2 separate regions of the Homo sapiens genome follow, and region 2 is linked to region 1. A link is an interaction called in ENCODE POLR2A ChIA-PET data of the cell type or tissue named here. Cell type or tissue: IMR-90. All regions are shown on one strand. Each heading gives the region's core, and the rest is flanking DNA. Links, peaks and the distances in the headings are about the cores only. Region 1 overlaps SYNE2 (spectrin repeat containing nuclear envelope protein 2). Region 2 overlaps SYNE2 (spectrin repeat containing nuclear envelope protein 2).

The links. ChIA-PET counts read pairs that join two places held together with the same protein. Peaks named below come from ENCODE experiments on the same cell type or tissue, not always from the same donor. Only the 100,000 strongest peaks of a DNase experiment are listed, where the experiment ranks them.
Region 2: POLR2A ChIA-PET joins it to region 1 with 10 read pairs; 4 of 35 experiments call an interaction of 5 or more read pairs at or near these places.

What each region holds. Positions count from the first base shown.
Region 1 is chr14:64,221,722-64,227,101 of GRCh38, reverse strand. SYNE2 (spectrin repeat containing nuclear envelope protein 2) reads right to left here. Exons shown (of 116, transcript NM_182914.3): 113 at 3,722-3,913; 114 at 2,555-2,641; 115 at 2,057-2,103; 116 at 669-1,783. The coding sequence ends at 1,576. It also overlaps a transcript of ESR2 not described here. Among named protein-coding and RNA genes, the nearest start is that of ESR2, 70 kb to the left of the region's middle. RefSeq lists enhancers at 1,122-1,621, 1,622-2,123. In IMR-90, for the core only: no CTCF peak of the experiment used is centred there; no DNase peak of the experiment used is centred there.
Region 2 is chr14:64,148,423-64,153,802 of GRCh38, reverse strand. It overlaps SYNE2 (spectrin repeat containing nuclear envelope protein 2), which reads right to left. Exons shown (of 116, transcript NM_182914.3): 85 at 1,087-1,239. Among named protein-coding and RNA genes, the nearest start is that of MIR548H1, 56 kb to the right of the region's middle. In IMR-90, for the core only: no CTCF peak of the experiment used is centred there; no DNase peak of the experiment used is centred there.

The DNA of each region.
Region 1 (5,380 bases), core at 1-5,000:
GGGGAAATGCCGATGCCTATCCTCTTTGTTTAGGTAGAAAGTAAAATGCTACTGGACTTAAATGGGCAACAAGGGGCTTTGCCTGTTCATTTGCCATGGAGAGGGCTGGGAATCCAGGTGCGGTGGCTCACACCTGTAATCCCAACACTTTGGGAGGCCGAGGTGGGCAGATCAGTTGAGGTCAGGAGTTTGAAACCAGCCTGGCCAACATGGCGAAACCCCGTCTCTATTAAAAATATAATAATTAGCCAGGCATGGTGGTGTGTGCTTGTAATCCCAGCTACTCAGGAGGCTGAGGCATGAGAATGGCTTGAACCTGGAAGGCAAAGGTTGCAGTGAGCCGAGATTGGGCCACCGCACTCCAGCCTGGGTGACTGACAGAGTGAGACTCTGTCAAAAAAAAGAGTAGAGTAAACTGGGTATAAGATCCTTCCCTTTGCGTCCACCTCTCATGCCATGCTGCCTTTGCCATTCCCTACAATAGCTGAGGGTCACACGCTGAATAATTTAATTTACACATACACGAGGGTCCAGAGCTAAGTTAATTCTGTAAATAAGACTTAGAATAAAAGGCCCTCTCCAAATATTTTAAAAATAATAATTTTTGTTTTTTGGAAGATTAAGCATACCACTGAACTGCTTTGTTACAGAATTCAGTACAACAGAAGTCTGGCTAATTTTGTTTTTTAATGAGAAACATCTGAGTTGTACATATCACAAACAGCTTCAAGTTTCTGTACCAACCCCCCGCCCCCACCCCCGCCGTGGCCAAACAGTTAAAACCCAAAGCAAAGCATCACTTTGGATGTGAAAAAGTCTTAGAAAATTAACTTACAAAAACATCCCTATCAAGTCGGTAGTTTGGCATTTACTTTACATTAGTCAAAAGCTCCAGCTAAAATCTAATTTTTTTAAAAAAAAATCGAAGTTTACATTATTCATACAGATTGGGCATTGTTAAAAAATATGCACAAATAACCACATCCATGCAATACAATTTCTTTAAAAATTTAAAGCAATATAAAAGAGCAGAGCTAGGTACTGAACAGAACATTTTGGTGTATAACCGGCAGCTCAAAATTGCCAGCTGATTGGAGTAAAACTGATTCTAAGCGTATTAAATATGATTGATTGTTTCCATCAGCTAAGGGTGCCTATGAGTTTCTGAACCATTTCTAGGGTGGAATGTCCTCGCTTGCTTCTATAATATATGTGATGGACACCACTGCTCATTGACCATACCTACATTATAATAATGCTGTTTTACAAACAAACCAGAATTCACAAAGTGCTTGGCTCTTCAGGAAACTGACATTTCCAGAGATCCCTAAACTAATCAACTAGTTCTGCCAAAATACCCGGGGCACCTGCCACACAGGTTCCCTGCTCCTGGGGAGGAACACAATCTGAAAGCTGCCCTGGGCTCCAGGGAGCCCGTGCTGGGTAAGCCCAGAAGAAGTCTGCACAGGTCCCGGGACCTTGCCAACACTAAGTCACTCAGATTGGTCTGGGGCCACGTGCTGGGCACCCTTGGCAATCAGGCAGGTGGTGTAGCACTGTGGCCAGCTATGCCCTCTATGTGGGGGGTGGCCCATTGGTGTACCTCAGCATGGGGTAAAAGGACCGGGCAAAGTTGTTGGCCTGAGTGCAGCTGTAGTCTTCTTCGGAGGAGGGCAGCAGGCAGGCCAGGAGCAGCAGCAGCAGGAGGAGCAGCTGCAGGGGTAGGGCTGCCCGGACCACCCTTGAGAGGAAGGAGCGCTGTGGCCGTGTGCTGCCGGGGACCCTGCCAACAGAGGAGGTTGAGAGCTGATTGGGAGGCTCCACAGGCACAACCCACTCTATTACCTAAGCCCCTGCTTATGTAAGTAAGAAATCCAAGACCTGAGATTTAAATAGGGCCAACAGTTGGGGTTCAGTTTCAGAGGAGAAAACCAGCCCTTTCCAGACAAAAGAAAACCAGATTTTTGCAAGGACCTTGATAGTGGCATTGGCAAGACTGAGTCAGTGGGAGTGTGGAGCAGGGGAACGCACTGCTGTCACGGTAAAGCCCCGTTACCTGCTCTCTGTCTCCTCCTCGCCTTCTGTAGTTCTCACTGCTCTGAACTGCTGGGTAAAGAAACTCCAGTTAGTAAGTTGAAGACAGTTTAGTCCTATCAATGATAAAAAAAAAAAAAATCCTCCCTTAAATTATATACCACCTTTATGTTGTGTTACAGCCAAACTTTGGAGACTAGAGTAATACAATTGAGATTAAACGTCACCTGAAGTAGGAAATAATTAGGTTAATCTACTCAGTTTCAGGGTCAAGTGTGTTGAAGTTTTTAATGGCAAAATCAGGGAACCCCTTTAGCGACACTATAAGAGCTCTCATTCACAACCTACTGTGATCCCAAAGAAGAGTGACTAGAGGCAGACTGTAAGCCTCTCTATGGGTCAGCAGAGACCTGTGCTGTCCTGAAATGGCTAATGGGCTCTTGGAATCCCAAGCTTCCCTCATCTTAGTGACTTTAAAAAATAACCAGTGAGGTTCTCACAGAAGGAAGGGGCTTCTTACCTTTGCTCGGGGAGCTGGCACGGATGTTGCAGGAGGCTGGTCCCCCGAGTCTACCTCGTCGAAGCTGGGCAGGGGTGAGGCTGGGTTCTGAAATTCAGACCCCAAAGGTTGAGCACAGAAATGTGTTTCATGCATATTCTTCATGATATAGCTCACCCTCCCCTACCTTAAATCAATCTTTTTTTGTTTTGTTTTGTTTTAGACAGTCTCACTGTGTCACCCAGGCTGGAGTGCAGTGGCACAATCACAGGTCACTGCAGCCTCAACCTCCCAAACTCAATCCTTCTACCTCAGCCTCCTGAGTAGCTGGAACTATAGGCATGCACCACCACACCTGGTTTTGTATTTTTTTTTTTTTTTTTTTTTGCAGAGACGGGATTTCACCATGTTGCCCAGGCTGGTCTCAAACTCCTGGACTTAAGTGATCCACCTGCCTTGGCCTCCCCAAGTGCTGGGATTATAGGCATTAGCCACTGTGCCCAGCCTTAAATCTTTCCTGAAGGGGCTCTTCTATTGCTCTCACTCCCAACAACAACAGACTTTTTCGGACAAAAAGGAATGTAAACAAGGAAAAGCCAACCCATATTAAAAACCAACCCATAGCACAGAGCTGGGGAGACTGAGTTTAGCAGCAGCAGTTTGAGTAGATGGTGAGCTCATCACAGGTCGGTGATGAGATCATGTGGCCATCAAGAGAGTCTAGTTTTGGCTGCTTAGGAGAAAACAGACCTGCCCTAAGTCTGGTGAGGCCACAGTCTGGGTATTCCCTTTGTTTTGAGTTGGATCCCATTTTAAAGTAGGCCAGCTATGGTGGCTCATGCCTGTAATGCCAGAACTTTGCATTGCTTGAGGTCAGGAGTTCAAGACCAGCCTGGGCAGCATGGCAAGAACCCTTCTCTACAAAAAATACAAAAATTAGCCACTTCCTTTAAAAAAAGTTTAAAAATTGTCATCCCGCCACTCCCTTTTAAAAATGACAAAACAGATTCAAAGAGCTCATGCAGCTCTTTAAGTCCACACAGCTAGAAAAAGGGCACGACATGAGGCCCCACTCGGACCACCTGGCCCTTGCTTCTGGCCTCTGTCTTAGAGCATTGCTACAACACTGCTGTCCTGTCTGCATGTAATACGGCAATCTTTACAGTTAAAAGCTACAAGTAGACTCACCTGGGTTCCCTGCAAGGCCATTAAATCTTGGGACACTTGCTCCCGTAACTGTTTGAGTTTCTTCTCAATAACATGCACCTTTTCTTCAGCTTCAATACAGTCTTCTCCATGTCCCTTAATGAGAAGGCTGTTTGAAATCTCCTGTAACATGTCCACTTGAGGTTGACGTTCTACCAGCTCCTTTTCCAGTTGCTGAAAACAGATAAAGTGTGTGAAACAGTGACCTGTCCAAAGGGAAGCGAGTGTGGACACAGGAGGTTTTTCTCAGTACCAGAAAAATTCCAGAATGAATGATGGGTAGTACTCAACTCGAGAATCCTCTATTTCTCATATCTGCCTGTGTCCTCCAGCCCAGCACTATTTAGATAGCAAGTGTATTATGCCCTGCCCCTATTTTTAATTTCTTTTCACTCTGAAGACAATTGTGATGCTGGAGAAATTAGAAGAAAGAAGTGAGGCAAGTGGTGTGGGAAGACCAGGTCCCTCATCCACCACGGAAGGAAGTAAAGGGAAACTCTAAAGTCAATCAACCGAGAAACAGCAGCGTAACCATAGAGGTTCATACCAGGCAAACGGGCTTTAATTGTTAAGGGTGGTTATCTTGCTTGCAATATGGCCACTAGACACATGTGGCTATTCATTTATTTATTTTTTTGAGGTGGAGTCTCACTCTGTCGCCCAGGGTGGAGTACAGTGGCACGATCTGGGCTCACTGCAACCTCCGCCTCCTGGGTTCAAGCGATTCTCGTGCCTCAGCCTCCCAGGTAGCTGGGATTACAGGCGCCTGCCACCATGCCCAGCTAATTTTTCTTGTATTTTTATTTTATTTTGTATTTTTAGTAGAGACAGGGTTTCACCATGTTGGCCAGACTGGTCTTGAACTCCTGACCTCAGGCGATCCGCCCGTCTCAGGCTCCCAAAGTGCTGGGAGCCACCGTGCCCGGCCTACATGTGGCTATTTAAATTAACTAAAATTAAAAATTCAGTTTCAGTCATAATAGCCACATTTCAGGTGCTTTAAGCCACATGAGGTTATTAGACAGTGCAGACACAGGTCATCTCTATCACTTCAGAAAGTTCTACTGGACGCCACTGCTTTGCTTTGCAAACATTTTAGGAAGCTGTATTTTTAAACAATGGCTAGCACTCTGATTAAAATTTAAAATATTTAAACCACATACAGATTTATGGATGAAAATGTCACCTTGAGCACCAGTGAGAATACAGAAATCTCATCTTGGTGTGTTAGTGACAAATACACCAGGACACGACTCTCCTCCAAGAAGAAAGATTTTTCCATAGTGGATACAGAAAACCCATTCAGCTCATCACAGGTGTGAAGCAAATGAGCACCATATTTCTCCCCAATGAGCAGGATTCACGAGAGAAAAATACTTCCACTCAAATGGCCTTAAGTTCCTCAGGATATCGAGAGCACCTATGTCCTCAGTTCTGTGGACTGTGGCTCTCCATTCCTGCAAGTCATTTGGCTTCAGAACTACAAAGGGCAGCTCGGTAAACACCAACTGGAGGAACACTAGGGCTGAACTCGTGCATTTACAGGCAAACACCACTGGCACAGTTCCTGAAATACTAGGCGAGGCTACCTGAGTGTGCTGCCTCTCTGGGGCTGACAGAGGCTGGTGGCAGTACAGAGCC
Region 2 (5,380 bases), core at 318-5,317, 74 kb after region 1:
TGTTTTCACATGCATTATTTCATTTAATTTTCTCTTTATATTTTTATTATATTGTAATTATCTGTTTACATGTGTTTCTTCCACTAGCCTATGAGTTCTTTGAGGGTAGGATTCATTTATTTTCTTGTTTACCTTTGTAACCCTGGCAGTGAGCACAGTACCTCACACAATGTATGCTTAACAAATGACTGAATAAGCTCATCTCTATTTTTCTGCTACATTCCTGGGGGAATGAGGACTGAGGAATGAGGCTGAGTGTTGCCTATGGATTTCATGCAGGTTATTCCCTATTCCCTCTTGGTACAAATGGTTGAAAGTAGATTTTAGTAGGTGACAACCCACAATGAAGGTTCTCTAGGAAACATGGACATATCTATAATTGATGGTATAGATTATACCATTGATAGATTATACCAATTGATTGGTATAATTGGTTAGTATTTTTAGTTCTCTTCCTCTGTTGTGGGAAAATGTCAAGGTTGCAATGTCTAGAGATGCCTGAGCTCGCTCTCTTTTGGTGCTCTCCTCCTGGAAGGGGTAAAATGCTGACATTGACATGCCTTTTGTAAGATTATTAGATGTCTTGCACCCTTTCTTCCTTTATACTCTCTCTTCAACACCATGTAGTGTTTCTTCCAAACTTTAGAGTCCTCCTGGAGCTGACTATGCTCCTAGCTCATAGAGGCTACATGATACAGGATCACTTCCTCCCTGAGGCATCTCCCTGTACATGGAGACACTGCTTCATCACTGTTTCTGTATATCTTGCCAGGAAACAATGCCAGATACTCTGTTGGGTTTGGGGTATGGAGATATTTATGTCTGAGTGAGTACATTAGACAAAACAAAGATAACCAAGTGGATTTGCAGCCTGTCAATGACGTTGGAATTGGTGGCTTTGCCTCTAATTATTGAGTGCATAAAATGGGACTTGAAATGCTTCTAATTTACTTCAATTTTTCTCAGCAACTTTTCAGTGTTTGGTATAGAGAGTCTCCATGAGTAAAGGACGAAAACAACTACAACGACAAATAAGGTAAAAGAATATGTGAAGAGAAATAGCACATTTCAAATGAATTCTAGTACCTGAGTGAGAACACTGCTTCTCTTTTGAAATAACTCATCAATTCGGGATGCTGTATCTTCTAACAATGGCACTGCCCCACTCTCCAAAGTCAGATAACTTTGTTTCAACTCATCTAGTGCTTTGGATTTAATTGCAAGTTGATTTTCTATATCCTGGAAGAGTAAGAGGAAAAGGTTTTCAATGCACAATATTACAAAACAATTAATAAGGTGTCAGAGACAGGAGTTCACTCTTTTCAAGTAAAAATGTCATTAGATTATATAATTAAATAGCATTACATCAAAGAAATTTAAATCATAATACTCTTAGTTCAATTACATATGACACAACTCTGTATTTTAGGAGAATCTAGGCAACACGTCTGAACCATCATGGCAGAGCAGAAAGGATGCTGGTCCGAGATCTGGTCCCCATTCCACGTCTGCCCTGCACTGGCTGTTTGACCAGGCATAAGTCATCGAACCTTTCAGTCTCCATTTTCTCATTTGGAAAAAGTGATGATACCCACAGCATGTGTGCCAAGCTAAGAACTCAAATAAAATCACGAGCAAGAAGGTGCCTTTAAACCATATAGCATCATATAAATGACAGACGATATAACTGTTGGTAGTTCAGTAATAACTTTAATCATTTTCTACCTCTTAGTTTATTAATTCACTCATAAGAGGCACCCTGACCTGGTCTACTCTTTATAGATACATTTTTAAAAACCTACAGGATCCCTCTACTACAAAGGACACCATGGGGCCAGCAGTCTGAAAACAGAGATGAATGAGGCCAGCAGCAATGGTGCCACTCTACTCAGAGGAAGGACGGTCGGAGCTGCTTATTTGTCCTTCTCAGGATTGCAGTTGAAATCCAACTTGGAAAAAGTTTAAACTTTTTAAAAATTATTAAAGCATTACATGCTCATTACAAAGAAACTGGAAAACACAAGAGATCTTTGGCATTCAGAGGGATTCATTTTGAATTCCCCTCAAGTCTCCCAATTCACAAATTTGGGACGCGCTTCTGCATACTTTCTTTAGCATTACATTCCCATCCAGATGCATGTGTTCTGAATGCATGGCCTCAAGATAACGACCCTTAGCTCATGTTCTATTTCTCTCTTGAAAATTGCTTTGCATAAGGATCCCAGCTTTTTTTATTTTTATTTTTTGAAAATTGCTTTGCCTAAGGATCCCAGCCTTTTTTTTTTTTTTTTGAAAATTGCTTTGCCTAAGGATCCCAGCTTTTTTTTTGAAAATTGCTTTGCCTAAGGATCCCAGCTTTTTTTTTTTTTTTTTTTTTTTTTTAAATCCTTTGTAAGAATCACTGCATGGTCCATAAGGAAAGAGAAACATGAGTGCCTCGTGGGCATGGGGTAGCTGAGCAGGTGGCTTGTACCCTGGGAGGGACAAGCTCCCTTGTGCTAGCCTCACAGAGGAGCACTGAAATCCAGTCCCGCAAAACTGCCAGATTACCACGTGAGGAGCCCTCAGGTCACTCTTGGAAGGTGGAAATCACAAACTCTAAACCAATGAATGTCAGGGGTCTTCTGGACTGGAAAGTAGAAAAAGGGAAAAAAATCTGTTCCATAAGAAACTGATAGCTAGGTTTGGGAGTAAGAACGGATGATGAGAGAATGGAGCTGGAGGAATCTTCCACTGTATGACCCTCTATGCTTTTAGAATTTAGAGCCACATGAATATATAGCGTATGAACAGAAAACCTCTCACTGTCGTAACAATCCACCCATACTAACATGTGGGTGAATTTATGAAATATTATTCTTCTGGACTGGTTACAAAGGCACCCAGGAAACAAAACGACTTCTCTGAAATAGCCTTTGCCAATGAGATTTAGTCAGCTGCTACCTCTGTCCATCTCTGCCACCCTAACTCGCTCCCTCACACCCTGACAGCCTTATTTATTAGCATGTTTCTTTTATCATAGGTTTAACTTTTTTCATCTGCAAAGTTATAAATGAAAACACTTTAATATTAAATCACTTTCCTTCTTTGAATTTATAAAACAGTCTCTCCTAAAGGCTTGACTAACTAGATTTCTAAAAACACTTATTTACTAATAAGCTGTCATAATTCCCCTATAATGTAAAGAAAACTGGTAAGAAATGACTACAAAGCAGACAAAAGGAAGTAACAACACACACACACACACACACCCTTCAAAAATGGCAGCATAAACAACAGCCATGCCGGGCACAGTGGCTCACGCCTGTAATCCCAGCACTTTGGGAGGCCAAGGCAGGTGGATCACTTGAGCCCAGGAGTTTGACACCAGCCTGGGAAACATGACAAAACTCTGCCGTTACAAAAAAATACAAAAGTTAGCTGGGTGTGGTGGCACACGCCTACAGTCCCAGCTACTTGAGAGGCTGAGGCGGGAGGATCCTTTTTTTTTTTTTTTTTTTTTTTTTTTTTTGAGAGAGAATCTTGCTCTGTCACCCATGCTGCAGTAGGCATGATCTCGGCTCACTGAAAACTCCGCCTCCGGGATTCAAGTCATTTTCCTGCCTCAGTCTCCCAAGTAGCTGAGGCTACAGGCATGTGCCACCATGCCCAGCTAATTTTGAGCCACCGCGCCCAGAGTGGGAGGATCTCTTAAGCCTAGGAGCTCAAGGCTGAAGTGAGTTATGATTGCAACACTGCACTCCAGCCTGGGTGACAGAGTGAGACCCTGTATCAAAAAAAAAAAAAAAAAAAAAAGAAAAGAAAAAAAAAAGCCATGGCAATAGCAGCACACGAACAACCACACACGGTGGGGTTGCTCGTTTCTTTTGCTCTGCAGAATAATACGGATTTAGCCCAGTAGTCCTGTCATCTGACCTTGCTTCACTGAGGCCTAACAGTACCCTTCAAGTTTCCCAACTCCCACTTCACCGGCAAATTAATTTGTCTTACTTTAACTTCCAATTTGCTACACATAAATCAGGGTGGAATTAAAAATAATCTTTTGCTAATTATGGAGATTCAGTAGAATTTGCAAGTCCTATTTTTCCATTCTGTGAGAACCAGCATTAAATATTTTTAAAATATCTAAATTCCTCTGACTTTATCACGAACATACTTCTTTAAGAAGCTGTGCTTGCTTATAGTATAGAGGCATCAAACTTGAGGGATTAATAATCTCATCTCAAACCTCCCCACTCTATTCAACTATACAATTTTCCTTGATAATTATAATATGTCAAACGTGGCCTTTTTCCAGTCATCAATGGCTTTTAGAAGCCCTTCGGAATATTTCAATCCTAATGTCTTCATGCTTCATCAACTCCAGTCCTTAACTTTTCTAGAGTAAAGCCACTTTAGCAAGCTTACCTGAACTGAAGCATTCTGCCCTGGGATAAGTCATTAAAGTATACATCAATCATTTTCATCATTTTCTTTTCTTTTTTTCTTTCTGTTTTGTTTTTTTAGAGATGGGGTCTTATCCAGGATGGAGTGCAGTGGCATGATCATGGCTTACTGCTTGAACCTTGAACTCCTGGCTCAAGTGATCCTCCTGCCTCAGCTCCCGAGTAGCTAGGATTACAGGTGTGCAACACTATGCCCAGATAACTTTTTTTTTTTTGGTAGAGACTGGGTCTTATGTTGCCCTGGCTGGTTTTGAACTCCTGGCCTCAAGTGATCCTTCTGCCTTAGCCTCCCAAATTTCTGGGATTACAGGTGTGAGCAACTGCACCTGGCCTCATTTTAGTTCTTGTATGCAAAGAATAGTGGAAAAAAAAAAAAAAAAAGAGAAATTAACATTTATAGAAAAGCAGCCTTTTAGGTCTATTAATAGATATATTCAGGCAACTATTAAGCACCTATGAATTTCACAGGCAGTGACAGGTATAACAGGCATGCTGATGTGCCAGCCTGCCTTGAGAATCCCACAATCTGGTAGACGACAGACCCGTGGACAGATGAGCCCAGTACAGTCTCTGACACATGATGCTACATGGGGTGCTAGGGAAGCCTGTTTTATTTATTTGCTTCCATCTTGGCCTTGTTTATGGCCTTTTACAAAGAGGCATCCAAGCAGCAGCATAAAAAATTAAAATAGGAAGAAATGAGCTAATGGAAATGTGGGAGTAGGTAGGAAGGCACAGTCAGTGGGCACGTGGTGAGGGAGGGGGTCAGGGTGCTTTGATTGAGTTCTGACAAACATAGAGGAGAACCTGTGTGTGGATGGTGGGGGCGAGGGGAGGGAAGTAGAAATAATTCTGCAATCAGCTGCAAATGTAATGGCACAGAGGCAAATGGGGACTGACGAGGGATGATGCCGGCCAGGCATGTCTGTAAATTT